2 separate regions of the Mus musculus genome follow, and region 2 is linked to region 1. Evidence: chromatin contacts called from ENCODE Hi-C or POLR2A ChIA-PET data. All regions are on one chromosome and are shown on one strand. Each heading gives the region's core, a stretch centred on a gene start or an enhancer-like site at or near the end of the contact. The rest is flanking DNA. Distances are from core to core; before and after follow the strand shown.

Evidence for each region. Hi-C counts contacts between places; a loop is a spot of excess contacts on that map. ChIA-PET counts read pairs that join two places held with the same protein, here RNA polymerase II (POLR2A).
Region 2: a loop to region 1 is called in a map of gastrocnemius, with 20 times the contacts of the local background. The contact joins the promoter of Rps26 here to the promoter of Arhgap9 in region 1. A Hi-C loop is called at or near these places in 6 of 37 maps with a recorded cell type or tissue (T-helper 1 cell, T-helper 17 cell, gastrocnemius and 2 more). POLR2A ChIA-PET finds 5 or more read pairs at or near these places in 1 of 5 experiments (embryonic stem cell).

What each region holds. Positions count from the first base shown.
Region 1 is chr10:127,317,265-127,324,466 of GRCm38, reverse strand. It overlaps Arhgap9 (Rho GTPase activating protein 9), which reads right to left and starts at 2,503. Exons shown (of 16, transcript NM_001285785.2): 1 at 2,036-2,503; 2 at 1,577-1,773. The coding sequence starts at 2,351.
Region 2 is chr10:128,622,467-128,629,668 of GRCm38, reverse strand. It overlaps Rps26 (ribosomal protein S26), which reads left to right and starts at 3,163. Exons shown (of 4, transcript NM_013765.2): 1 at 3,163-3,193; 2 at 3,429-3,606; 3 at 4,332-4,462; 4 at 5,033-5,140. The coding sequence starts at 3,191. The coding sequence ends at 5,068.

The DNA.
Region 1 (7,202 bases), core at 1,254-3,753:
TGCCCACCTTCAATCTCAGCACTTGGGAGGCAAAGACAGACAGATCTCAGTGAGTTCAAAGCCAGCCTGGTCTTCATAGTGAGTTTCAGGGGAGCCAGAACTAGGAGCTACATAGGGAGACCCTGTCTCAAAAAAAAAAAAAAAGGTAATTGTAATTAGGCAGTCCTGGTAAAGGCATGGTCCTTGTTCATCTTTGTCCCAGCTCCGTCTCTGCCACAGGAAGGTCTGAAGAGGTGTCAGAACACTGTGAACCGTCTTCCTGGGAGACAAGTTCCGTTTCTGGCTGGGATCAGGACCCCAACCTTGTATTCCCCAGCATAAGACTCTTGGGGTAATTCTAATTCCTTGGGGTCCATGCCTCAATGGTCTGAGAGCTGAAGAAAGAGACACTCAGTGCCTTTCTCTTTAGAATTCTGTTGGGAGCTGCTCGCAGCCATTCAGCCTCCTGTAATGCATGCGAGGGGATGCAAGGGCTTCGGACCAGGGACCCTGGACGTCGGAGAAGGCCCGCCAGATTACAGTACACAGGGAGCTGTGACAGGATGTGATCCTGCCTGCCCCAGGAGCGAGAAGCTGGGAAAGAGGAGAAAACTTATTCTGCCCCTGTCCCTCCCGATCTCTCTCCCATTTACTCACGGTCAGCTCCGGGCCCGGGGGGGGCCCTGGTACATGGGTAGAAACCCCAGTCCCTGGCTGTTTTTTAAAAAATTCTTCCCCTCACAGTCTTTGCTCTTCTCCTCACTTCCTGTTGCCAACTTCCCTCCTCCCCCACGCAACCCCGCCCCAGAGCTGCAGGAAAGGGGAACAGGCTTTTTTTTTGGGGGGGGGGAGGAGAGAGTGACCTGTCCTCACACCATCGAGAGTAAAAGAAGACACCAAGAAGTGAGAGACTACGCTAGAGCTAGGGAAGAGAAAGACTTGTTATACACCCGTGAAAGAGAGAGTGTACACTGGGCTTGCTCGTAATCCCAGCAACCCCAGCGTTTGGGAGGCTGAGGCAGGACAGCTGCTGGAGTTTGAGGTCGGTCTGAACTACAAAAGGAAGCGGGGCGAGTTGGGCCTACTGCGGACTAAGACCCCTGGCTCAAAATACAACTGACAACAGAGTGGGGGAGGGGCTGACCAAGGCACTCAGTGTTAGAAGGAACTTGCTAGTGTCCTGACTTGAAGACAGGACTTTAGGACAAACCTTGCCCTGGGCTAGGAGTTAGAACTGGAGAAAAGCAGTCTGCTGACATTCCTTTGGCTGTACTGGATACCCTGTTCCTCCAGGGCCTCTGTAACTCGACTGTCCTTTCTCATCCCCTACGTTGCTTATGGCCACTCTTCCTGCTCCTGCGAGATCTTCTCAGAGCACCTCAGCCTCTTCTCCTCATTGTGTCCATCTGTCCCCCTCTCCCCTCCTCTCTGATCTTTAAGGGAGGGGTGTTGTCTGTGTCCCCCTCTCCTACCTTCAGTACTTAAGGGAGGGAGGCTGTGTCCAGTTCACCACTTCACATAGATCCCGCCCCACCCTGCTGTAGTGCAGGCGGCCGACCAAGCTCTGAGTTATGCTCCAGGAAGCTCTGTAACTCACCACAGCAACTTCTGTCATCCACCAGTGAGACCTTTCTCCTGGCCCTTCCTTGAAGGATTTCAGGGAGCAGGCCTTCACATTGCCCGTGCTGACACTTTTGCACATCTTGTGGGGATGGTGAAGAGGCTGCCCAGAAGCAACCTGGGGTTCCTGAGGCAGATAGAGCTCCTCCAGGGAGCCATGATACAGCTTTGTCCCTGGAAAGAGAGATGTGAAGGAGTGGCAGGTGAGGACAGATATGACCTTGGGAATTGTCTAGGAATGCAGGGCAAGGCTGCCGGGAAGTGACACGGGCCCTAGAGCTAAGAGTGTAAAGGGGACGCCACAGTGGCTTGGGTGAGAACTAGGCTTATCAAAGGAGTCCGCAGAAGGTAAGACAGAGTAGTGCTCTCAGCGCTCAAGCGGGAAGAGTCAGAGAGTCGGAAAGGTGAAGAGGGGGGAGGCTCAAAGCTTACTTACCAGGAGTCCAGAGGGAGCTGTTGTAGGTAGTGTCTGCTGGGTTGTGGCAGCAGATTGATTCCTCTGTCATGTATGCAGCTGGAACAAAGATGGGCCGAGAGCTGGGGGGTGCGCCCAGACGCCTCGCCAGCCACCAGTCTGAGTTGGTCTTTCGAAGCAGTAGGAACCTGTCACCTTCAGCCAGAGACACCTGCCGGCCATCTGCCCCAGTGTAAGTGAACGGATAGAGGGCGCAGAGCTGGGGTCCCTGAGAAGGGCTTTGTAGACTCAGCCCTAGATTTCCCCAGATACTTGGCCACCACCGGCCTGAGAACATGGTGGCTGGCACTGTCACCTATAGGAAAAGGGGGTGCTGAAGTTCCAGAAGGAAATAGGAGCTGGTGCCTCCGTACAGAAGGGCATGGTTTGAAGAGTGTGTGTGAGCGTGTGTGTTTTTGTGTGTGTGTGTGTGTGTGTGTGTGTGTGTGTGTGTGTGTGTGTGTGTGTGCAGGACCCTTAGGGCGAGAGGAAGAGGGGAGAGAGATCAGCACAGGTTTGGGGGGGGTCCAACTTCTGTGTGATGTGTCTGTTGAGGAAGTGTATAAATAAGGTGAGAGAGGATGTGGTCAGCAGCCTACCCAGCAAGCAAGGCAGGGAATCTGAGAAGACAACCTAGCTTGGTGATCTTTAGATACCTTGTCGAGGTTACCTGATGTTCCAGGGTCAGAAAGACCTGATCCTGGATGTTGAAGGGAGCCCTGAGCTGCACATAAGGAGGAAGAGGAGGAGGAGGAGGAGGAGCCAGGCTAAGAGCAGAACACAGACAAAAGTACAGGTGACAATGATGAAGGGAAGGTTATGCCATGACCCGTTTTTAAGCTCACACAGGCCTCAGTGTTCCTGTGACCACCCAAACTGCCTCAGACTCGAAGCTTTGTGTTTCCTGTGCAGACAGACAACCAGAAAAACTAAAAAAACAAGCGAGCAGGAAAGGAAAAAAGAAGAGTGCATATCTCCTTCAGCCCCGTCTAGGACACATTAGGGCGCATGATCTATGCATCAACCTTCTGGAGGGGTCCCCGGGTTTATTATGGGGCTCCGTCCATTTGCAATTCTTGTTGTATGTGTGAGTGTTTGGTCTGTGTGTATGTCTCAGCACCATCCAAATGTCTGCTGCCCAAGGAGGCCAGAAGACGGTGTTGGATCCCTGGGATCAACAGTTACAGGCGGTTGTGAACCCTCATGTGGGTACTGGGAATTGAACCAGGGTTCTCTGGAAGAGCAGCCAGAGCTCTTAACTGCCAAGCCATCTCTCCAGCCTTTTTTATTTCTATGCTTAACAAGAACTGGTTGAGGACTGTCTCCTGTGTGGAAGGAGCCGTCAAGAACTAGAAATGACAAAGGGATGAGCTCCTTAGCAGCTTAGGGGGCCAGACCTTAACTGACCTTAACACAGGAAATTTACTAACTGCAGCTGAATTGGAGACCGTGCACACACGGTACAGAAGTCGATGTAGTGGCTCACGCCTTCAACCCAGCACTCAGGAGGCAGGGGCAGGTGCATCTCTATGAGTTTGAGGCCAGCATTATCTACATAGTGAGTTCTAGGGCTGGAGAGATGGCTTGGTGGTTAAGGGCACTGACTGCTCTTCCAAAGACCCTGAGTTCAATCCCCAGTAACCACATGGAGGCTCACGACCATCTGTGATGGGATCCGACACCCTCTTCTGGTGTGTCTGAAGACAGCTACAGTGTACTCATAATAAATAAGTAAATAATTCTTTTTTTTAAAAAAGATTTATTTATTTATTATATGTAAGTACACTGTATCTGTCTTCAGACACTCCAGAAGAGGGCGTTAGATCTCATTACCGGTGGGTCACCATGTGGTTGTGGGATTTGAACTCAGGACCTATGGAAGAGCAGTCAGTGCTCTTATCTGCTGAGCCATCTCGCCAGCCCATAAATAATTCTTTTTTAAAAACAAACAAACAAACAAACAAACAAACAACATCTAGTTAGTTCCAGGACAGCCAGAGCTATATAGTAAGACTCTGTCTCAAAAATAAATAAAAACATCATGAGAGGTGTTTGGAGACTGACGTCACCTGATGTCGCCCTTTCCCTAGCCGGCAGAGGAACTGACTAGCCTGGGAGTGCCGAGCATCAGAAGCAAACTTCTCAATTCTTTGCTTTTCCTCCACTGAGTGGTGTAAGGTTTTTAGTTTCTGCTTGCAGAGCTGGAGTAGAGGGTGAGTGCCTCTTCGCTCTGGTGATGCGAGACAGCCAAGCCAGCTCCCCTCCCCTGACGTAATCCAAGGTCTGACAGGCTGGTCCTCACCCTCCAGGACCTACTCCCTTAGGTTCTCTCTGTTTCACTGTGGGAAGCATGCCCCCTTCTCTTCCTTCCCTTATCCAGAGGCTGATTTTACCTGTGTGTTCATTCAGATATTTAAAATTATCTTTTTGTTTGCTTGTCTTTCAAGACAGAGTTTCTCTGTGTAACAGTCCTGCCTGGCTGTCTGGAACTAGCTCTATAGACTAGGCTAGCCTGGAACTCACAGAGATCCACCTGCCTCTGCCTCCCAGTGCTGGGATTCAGAACTACCCATCATACCTGACAAAATTAGCTTTCTGTTTGTCTGTTTGTTTGTTTGATTTAAATTATTTTTTCTGGCCCGGCTCACTCCAGCCTATCTATTTATTATATATGAGTACACTGTAGCTATCTTCAGACACCCCAGAAGAGGGCATCAGATCTCATTACAGATGGTTGTGAGCCACCATGTGGTGGCTGGGATTTGAACTCAGGACCTCTGGAAGAGCAGCCAGTGCTCTTAACCCCTGAGCCATCTCTCCAGCTCCCTCCCCCCCCCTTTTTTTTTTTTCCGAGACAGGGTTTCTTTGTATAGCCCTGGCTGTCCTGGAACTTACTTTGTAGACCAGGCTGGCCTCGAACTCAGAAATCTGCCTGCCTCTGCCTCCTGAGTGCTGGGATTAAAGGCGTGAGCCACCACGCCCAACTCCCCCTTTTGTTTTTAAATTAGCTTTTTTTTTAAAAGCCAATATTATTAGTCCCAGCACTTGGGAGGCATAGGCAGGAGAATCTCTGTGAGTTCAAGGCCACCTGGATCTACAGAGCTAGTTCTAGGACAGCCAGGGCTACACAGAGAAACCCTGTCGGTAAAAACCAAACACCAAAAATAAAAAAAACAAAAAACGTTCATTATTACTCTTCAGTCCAGGCTGACCTAGAACTCACTACATGGCCCAGGCTGGCTTCAAATTCATGGGAACCATCACTGCAGCACCCTGAATATGGAGAGTGCAACTGTGTATCTCACTGTAAATGTGCATCTCCTCATTGACATTTGGGGACAGGGTGGTGGTACATGCCTTTAGCTGGTAGTGATGAAGCTCTGTAGAATAGGCTAGCCTTGAACTCACAGAGATCCACCTGCCTCTGCCTCGCAGGGCTGGGATCCAAGGCATGAGAACCAGTCTCTTGGTTCTTGGAGTGCCAACCAGCACTTGGGAGGCAGAGACAGTTGGATTTCTGTGAGTTCCAGGCAGCCTAGTCTACAAAGTAAGTTCCAAGACAGCCAGAGCTACATAGAGAAACCCTGTCTAAACAAACAAACAAACAAACAAACAAACAAACAAGGGGCTAGAGAGATGGCTCAGAGGTTAAGAGGTGCTACATAGGTGCTGGGAACGAAAACTGGGTCCTCTGTAAGAGCAGCCAGTGAGTGCTCTTAACTGCTGAGCTATCTCTTCCGTCCCCTCTCCCCGCTTTTATTGTCTTTGAAACTTTTCCAAATCCTCTCTCTTTATGATAATGACCTTTTACCAGGCTCTTAAGTTACCAGGTACCTACCAGGAGTGTATGTGGGGGTGTGGGTGGGTGTTTCACTACCTGCAAATGCCAGTGTTTAGGAGGCTGAGGGGAGAGGGTGAAGGCCAGTCTGTGCTCTACAGTCAAAGCTTGGCCTCCAAGGCAGTGCACAGTGTGCCTCTCCATCTCTCCTCTGCCTCCTGCTCTCTACCCTTTCTCTAAGTTCTTGGAGTTGCCTACACAAGTGATCTTCACTACTTCACTTCTCCCCCTTTCTAAGGAGACTCCTCCACTCTGCACAGGCAGTGTAATCCTGGGGCTGTTTGATGGTTCAGTGGCACACAGCCCAACTGATCTCTGCTGCTGTCCTCTCCTGTTCCCCTTGTGGCTGATGCTTCTCTGCACCACGAGGGAGAAACTTCCTCCACCCGCCCACCCATTCCTTAAACCACAAAACCCCATCTGAGCTGTGTCCTTTGTGTTTCCTTCGAGATCTTACTCTCTCAAATGGCCTCTGTATCCTGCTATGCACTGTATCTCCAGTCCAGATCTTTCTCTGGGTCTCTGGTCTTATTTGCTGTCCACCTAAAAACGCCACAAGTATTTCACAGGTGCTATAAATTCTGTTTGTACCAAATTGAACATGTTAAACTTCCCTACAAATCTCTTTCTCTTCCTGTGATGGTTTGTATATGTTTGGCCCAGGAAGTGTGGCCTTGTTGGAGTGGGTGCATCACTGTGGGTGTGGGCTTTAAGACCCTCATCCTAGCTGCATGGATGCCAGTATTCTGCTAGCAGCCTTCAGATGAAGATGTAGAATTTTCAGCTCCTCCTGCACCATGCCTGCCGGGATGCTGCCATGTTCCTGCCTTGATGATAATGGACTGAACCTCTGAACCTGTAAGCCAGTCCCAAATTAAATAATGGCTTGGTCATGGTGTCTGTTCACAGCAGTAAAACCCTAACTAAGACACTTTCAGAGCTGATATTCAGCTTTTAGACTTAAATTTAATAAATATCAGTTGAGTCCTTGTTAATACTTATGCTAGGCAGGACCATGCTGATTGTGATGATAAGTAGGGGCTGGTACTCTCTTCTACACTAAAGTGTAGTGTGATAAGACTCACTGTGGTGGAGACAGTACCAGCATCTGATAGAGAAGCACGTGCCCCGTTGTGCCTGCAGAACCCCAGCTGCTTTTTGCCTTTCTCCTCTCCACTCACAGTGTTTCAACTGATTATCAAACACTGAAATTTGTATTTTTCCAAGTCCTCTCCCTCCACTTTGCTGGCAATTGAACCCAAGGCCTTCTGTAGAGCAGACAAGATTTTTCTTACTGAGTCACATTCTAGT
Region 2 (7,202 bases), core at 1,914-4,413, 1.3 Mb before region 1:
TTGTTGCAAGGGATTATGCTGGCATAGTAAATTAGAAGTCATAGCTTGCCGGGCAGTATGGCACACGCCTTTAATCCCAGCACTTGGGAGGCAGAGGCAGGCGGATTTCTGAGTTCGAGGCCAGCCTGGTCTACAGAGTGAGTTCCAGGACTGCCAGGGCTACACAGAGAACCCTGTCTTGAAAAGAAGAAGAAGAAGAAGAAGAAGAAGAAGAAGAAGAAGAAGAAGAAGAAGAAGAAGAAGAAGAAGAAGAAGAAGAAGAAGAAGAAGAAGAAGAAGAAGAAGAAGAAGAAGAAGAATTTGTAGTAGCTTCTCCTCCAATAGCCATGGCTTCACTAGCACTGAGTAGTTAACTAGCTTTCCATGGTCCCCCTCTCACTGACTGGTTCTTTTGGTTTTTTTAAAGATTTGTTTATTTATTATATGTAAGTACACTGTAGCTGTCTGCAGACATTCCAGAAGAGGGTGCCAGATCTCCTTACGGATGGTTGTGAGCCACCATGTGGTTGTTGGGATTTGAACTCAGGAGCTTCAGAAAAGCAGTCAGTGCTCTTAACCCCTGATCCATCTCTCCAGCCCCTCACTGACTGGTTCTTAAGTCCAACCAGAGAGTTGTTGGTTACTGTGAAAATATGTGTGCCACTACTGCACCTTAGGGTTATATGCCATGCTGGTCATTGATGTGGTTAGTGGGATCATAGCAGGAGAACTTTAGGTTGACTCCCTCAGATGGTGCCCTCTGGTACCAGGAAAGCTAGATTTCAGGGAGGAAATATTCAGGTCAGTTCCACCTCAGGGGTCTCTGGGCCTTGCTTCTGACATGCTTCCTGTATTCAGAAATAGCAGGAACATACCTTCCATCTCAGAGATAACCAAGGGCAACAGGAAGAGGCTGCTGCATGCTTGAGAGTCTCTTGGACAACCCTGGCCAACACCTCAAAAGATGGATTCTCTTTTTGGTATTGTTTGGTACTGGGGTTTCGTTGGGTGGTCTTTAGCTCTCAGAGGGAGCACCATCAGCCCCGGTGAGAAGATGCATTAAAAATATATGTGTGTATTTATTCATGGGTTGATGTGTATTATAGGGTTTCTTGGTAAGTAGGTAATGCAGTATAATTTTTTGTGGCTTTTTACAGAAATGTTTGTTTTTTTCTTTTTGGTTTTTTTGAGACAGGGTTTCTCTGTGTAGCCCTGGCTGTCCTGGAACTCACTCTGTAGACCAGGCTGGCCTCGAACTCAGAAATCCACCTGCCTCTGCCTCCCAAGTTCTGGGGCTAAAGGCGTGTGCCACCACTGCCTGGCAGAAATGTTTGTTATTTCATCCACTTCCTTCTTCTGTATTTACCTCCCTCCCTTTTCCCTAAAGAGGTCCCACGTCCCTATCAGATCAATTGTATACTACTAGTCTCTTTTGCCTTCTTTGAATCTTTTTCGGAATTTACTTTGATCTTCCTCCCTAAGGAACACCTCCCTTCCCATTTCCTTGATCAGGTCACATGTACACTGCCGCTTCCCCCGCTACTGCTCCCCAACCCCCGATCCTGGCAGTGGTTCCACTTTACTCTCCCACTTCTGCAGTTGCTCTAGGATATATGATATGTGAACTCACACCTGAAGGTTTGCAGCTAAGAGCCTCCAATGACAGTGACTTTCCAGGTCTGGGTTACCTCGTTCAGGGTGATCTTTTCTAGCTCCATCCATTTACCTGCAAGGTTCATGATTTATGTGTGTGTGTGTGTGTGTGTGTGTGTGTGTGTGTGTGTTTACAGCTGGACAGCATTCCACAGTGTATATGAACTACATTTTCACTACGTGTTTGTCAGATGTAGGACATTTAGGTTGTTCCATCTCCTGCCTATTGTGTTTGGAGCAGCAATGAGCGTGTCTAAGCAGGTATCTGCAGAGTAACATGTTGAGTCCCTCTGGCATATGCCAAGGAGAGATATGGCTGGGTCATGTGATAGATTTATCTCTTGAAAGTTCTCCACACTGATTTCCATAGTGACTATACCAGATTGCTATCCCACCAACAGTGAGTGAGTCCTCCCCATCCTCTCAGTCATTTCTTGTCAGTTGTTCCATTGATCTTTGCCATTCTGACCAGAATAAGGAAAAATCGCAAAGGTATTTTTATTTTTTATTTATTTATTTTATTATTTTTTTTTTTAAATTTTTTTTTTTTTTTTTTTTTTGGTTTTTCGAGACAGGGTTTCTCTGTATAGCCCTGACTGTCCTGGAACTCACTTTGTAGACCAGCTGGCCTTGAACTCAGACATCCGCCTGCCTCTGCCTCCCAAGTGCTGGGATTAAAGGTGTGCGCCACCACGCCTGGCTGAGAAATATCTTAAAAGAAGAAAGTTCATCTCTAGCAATTAGGGAAATGAAAATCAAAAAAAAAAGAAAAAGAAATTCAAGGTCACACTTGGCTAACCAAATAAGTTCCAGGTCAGCCTGGACTACTTGACTATGTTTCAAAATAAATAACTATCTGATAGACTTGATCAGTTAAATTGTGTTGGTACATACAATGTACTAACTACAGTGCTTCATCTGTGTTAATAGGATCTGGAAATAAAATGGTGGTCCAAGCCCAGCGTGGTGGCCTAATCCCAACACTCGAAGCCTCTATTTGGAAAGACGCATTTACAAATGGTTTATTTCTCCCAGGTCTTCTATTTCTAATTCCTACACTTAGAACACATATTTCAAAGAAATAAATCATGGCGTCTTAAGGTGGTTTAGCGCCGCCTTTAGTCCGTCTACTACGGGCAAGAGAGAACCTCTCCAAGTCGTACTACAACTCCCACAATGCATCTCTTTTGTCCTCCCACACTAGGGAGTGTGCGTCCGAATTCTGGATAACTTCCGCTCTGGAACTATCGTAAACCGGATGTTATAGAGCCTTGTAATCACTTCCTGGTTTGGGAATGTAACATTTTAATCTTCCGCCGGAAGGTTAAATAGTTCCACTGATATTTTTCGTCATAGACCATTTCTAGGGACTTATCACAACCCTACATTTCACAGGAAACTCTAAGTAATTAGGTAAATTCGAGCATAATAGCTGCTAGGGAGTAAATAGAATTACAGGTCGCTGAGGGTTTTTTTTTTCAGCGTGAGCGTAGGAATCTCGTACTATATAAGCGGGTCGGGCAAGCCGCCGGATCCTCTTTCGAGTCTTGGCTCCAAGATGGTGAGTGTCGCCGCGTGGTGAGCGCGCGGGCCTGGGTACTGGGGTAGAAGTAGATCTATGGACGGTAGGGACCTGAAAGTCAGAGTCTTGGAGGAGAAAGTGACAAAGGGTCCGTCCAGCCCGGACTTGGCGTGCTCGGGACTTGTACGGGTCTCTGTCGGGGCTGCGGGCGGCGGCCGGCCAGGAAGGGCTGAATTCTCGCCCCCTTTCCAATAGCGTCTCTTTCCATTCTCAGACCAAAAAAAGAAGAAACAACGGTCGCGCCAAAAAGGGCCGCGGCCATGTGCAGCCCATTCGCTGCACGAACTGCGCCCGGTGCGTGCCCAAGGATAAGGCCATCAAGAAGTTTGTCATTCGGAACATTGTAGAAGCCGCTGCTGTCAGGGACATATCTGAAGCAAGCGTCTTCGACGGTAAGTGAGCCACAGCCGTGATTTGTACAGGGACGAAGAGTGAGGAGGGTGTGTATGGCTCGTTGTCTTCAGCTTGGGGAGAAGGTGCCTTTTGTGGCACAGTAAGCAGGCCTAATGATGGGGTTTTAACTTGGTTTTTCTCTTGGGGTGGAGATTGAGGCTCATGCATGGTAGCCAAACCCCTGCATCCCATCCCTGTGAGAGACTGCCTATTTAGGAGAATCTGAAAAAGCATAATTCTTTAGTTATTGAAAAAAATTGAACAGCTTTTAAAACGGGCAAAGACTGGTTTGGGCAGTTTGTGACTTGGTTTTTGGCGTCTCAGAACTCACTGTGTAGACCTACTCAAGAGATCTTCCCTAGTGCTGGGATTAAAGGCGTGCACCACAGCACCTGGCTGGCTTTTGTCTGTTTGTTCATTGTTTTGTTTTTTTCTTGACCTAACAGTAGTAACCATGAGGCCTGCCAGCAGAGTGAGACTCCCTAACTTGAGCTATTCTCATATTGTGTGGCCCACTTTGGCTTTGAGGATGCCTTGGCCTTTTGAGTGGCAACCTCTAGCCCAAGAGTTGAACTCTTGGTGTATGTTGGGTGTGGTGTTGGTTTCTCTGGTTTTCATTGGGTGTCATTTATCAGTAAAACTTGGAGGTTAGGGTAATCCTGACCAATAGAATAAGAGAATCACAGGAAAGGGCGTCTGTCTAATCTGCTTCTCGATTTCTCAGCCTACGTGCTTCCCAAGCTCTATGTCAAGCTGCATTATTGCGTGAGCTGTGCCATCCATAGCAAGGTTGTTAGGAATCGATCCCGCGAGGCCCGGAAGGACCGAACACCCCCACCACGATTCAGACCTGCTGTAAGTAAATTATTTTAACTTGGGACATACATAGTCTTACCCAGAGAAGTATCCATTAAGGTCTTATTTAGTCTGTGTGGCAGCTACGACCTACATTTAAATTTTAAAAATGCTTGTCTGTTTTGCATAACCTGAAACACTTTTAGTGATGCTAGGTGGGTGGTGGTTGGTTTCTTTGGTTTGAGGTGCTGGGTCCTCAACTTAATGCTGGTAAGTGCTCTACTGTGAACTACATGGGTGGGTGGGTTTGGTTTTTTTTGTTTTGTTTTGTTTTAAGAAGTCTCGCTGGAAGCCAGGCGTGGTGGCGCACGCCTTTAATCCCAGCACTCGGGAGGCAGAGACAGGCAAATTTCTGAGTTCGAGGCCAGTCTGGTCTACAAAGTGAGTTCCAGGACAGCCAGGGCTATACAGAGAAACCCTGTCTCGGAAAGAAAAAAAAAAAGAGGTTTCACTGGCCTTCGCTCACCTAGGACTCTTGATTCTTCTGCCTCTAGAATGCTGGGGTTAAGTAGGCAACCGCAGCAGATCCGAGTACCTCATTTCTAATTTAGCTCATCTCTTGTTTTTCAGGGCGCTGCACCTCGACCTCCACCAAAGCCCATGTAAAGAGGCCGTTTTGTAAGGACGGAAGGAAAATTACCCTGGAAAAATAAAATGGAAGTTGTACTTTACATGGCATCGGAGTGTGTTTATGTCGAGACTCTTGTGTGCGTTTCAGGGGGTCCATAGTGCAGAACTTGGTGCTTTGGGCTCTGTACACCTTATTTTCTAAGGCATTCTCTGCAGGCTGGCCAGCAGTGAGCTCCATGGATCCCGTTTATGCTGCCTGGACTCCCAGCAAGCCATGGGATTACAAGTGTGTTCACTGGGCTCAGCTTATGGACAGGGTTCTGTGGATCACCTGGATCCTTGTAAGACTTAACAAGCCAGGGTTTCTGTTTTTATGGTGCAGGGCACTCACTGGTCCCCGGCCCTACAGACTTTAATGTGACCATAGGATGTTAAAGTTTTAAGCCAGTTTAATTTGTTTTGAGGCATGGTCTCATGCCTTCATGTCTTGCTGGCTTTGAACCTAGATGCCTCAGTACCTGTGAGTCAACCATCTCTGGCTAAGTTGACCACTTAACCTTTATCTGAAAGGAGGCCAAGCTTTGACTGTAGAGCACAGACTGGCCTTCACCCTCTCCCCTCAGCCTCCTAAACACTGGCATTTGCAGGTAGTGAAACACCCACCCACACCCCCACATACACTCCTGGTAGGTACCTGGTAACTTAAGAGCCTGGTAAAAGGTCATTATCATAAAGAGAGGATTTGGAAAAGTTTCAAAGACAATAAAAGTGGGGAGAGGGAGTGGAAGAGATAGCTCAGCAGTTAAGAGCACTCACTGGCTGCTCTTACAGAGGACCCAGTTTTCGTTCCCAGCACCTATGTAGCAGCTCTTAACCTCTGAGCCATCTCTCTAGCCCCTTGTTTGTTTGTTTGTTTGTTTAGACAGGGTTTCTCTATGTAGCTCTGGCTGTCTTGGAACTTACTTTGTAGACTAGGCTGCCTGGAACTCACAGAAATCCAACTGTCTCTGCCTCCCAAGTGCTGGTTGGCACTCCAAGAACCAAGAGACTGGTTCTCATGCCTTGGATCCCAGCCCTGCGAGGCAGAGGCAGGTGGATCTCTGTGAGTTCAAGGCTAGCCTATTCTACAGAGCTTCACCACTACCAGCTAAAGGCATGTACCACCACCCTGTCCCCAAATGTCAATGTGGAGATGCACATCTACAGTGAGGTACACAGCTGCACTCTCCATATTCAGGGTGCTGCAGCGATGGTTCCCATGAATTTGAAGCCAGCCTGGGCCATGTAGTGAGTTCTAGGTCAGCCTCGACTGAAGAGTAATAATGTTTTTTGCTTTTTTTATTTTTGGTGTTTGGTTTTTACCAGACAGGGTTTCTCTGTGTAGCCCTGGCTGTCCTAGAACTAGCTCTGTAGATCCAGGTGGCCTTGAACTCACAGATTCTCCTGCCTCTGCCTCCCAAGTGCTGGGACTAATAATATTGGCTTTAAAAAAAAAAAAGCTAATTTAAAAACAAAAGGGGGAGTTGGGCGTGGTGGCTCACGCCTTTAATCCCAGCACTCGGGAGGCAGAGGCAGGCGGATTTCTGAGTTTGAGGCCAGCCTGGTCTACAGAGCGAGTTCCAGGACAGAGCTATACAGAGAAACCCTTGTCTTGAAAAAACAAAAACAAAAGGCTAGCTTTGAAGTTCCATGTTTAGTGTGGATGGAGGTGCTAGTACCTGCAGAGACCAGAGATGCTGGGTCATATGGAGCTGATAGTTTGTATGGTAGCTGGCTGGATGCTGGGATTTGAACTAGGGTTCTTTGTAAGCAGTTGTGCACTGAGCAATCTCCAGCTCCCTTCATATGAATGTCAAAGCCAGCAGCCCACTCTGTTTAACCTAGTACAAGTGTTACCCTTTCCACTAGGTTTTGTTTGTTGCTTTTTTTTTTTTTTTTTTTTTTGAGACAGGGTTTCTCTGTATAGCCCTGGCTGTCCTGGAACTCACTTTGTAGACCAGGCTGGCCTCGAACTCAGAAATCCACCTGCCTCTGCCTCCCGAGTGCTGGGATTAAAGGCGTGCGCCACCATGCCCGGCTTTGTTTGTTGCTGTTTAAGAGATGTAGTTGAGGGAGGTTTGCTGTAACCTAGAATCCTATCTAATTTGCTTCTGAGGTGTCCACACTAAGT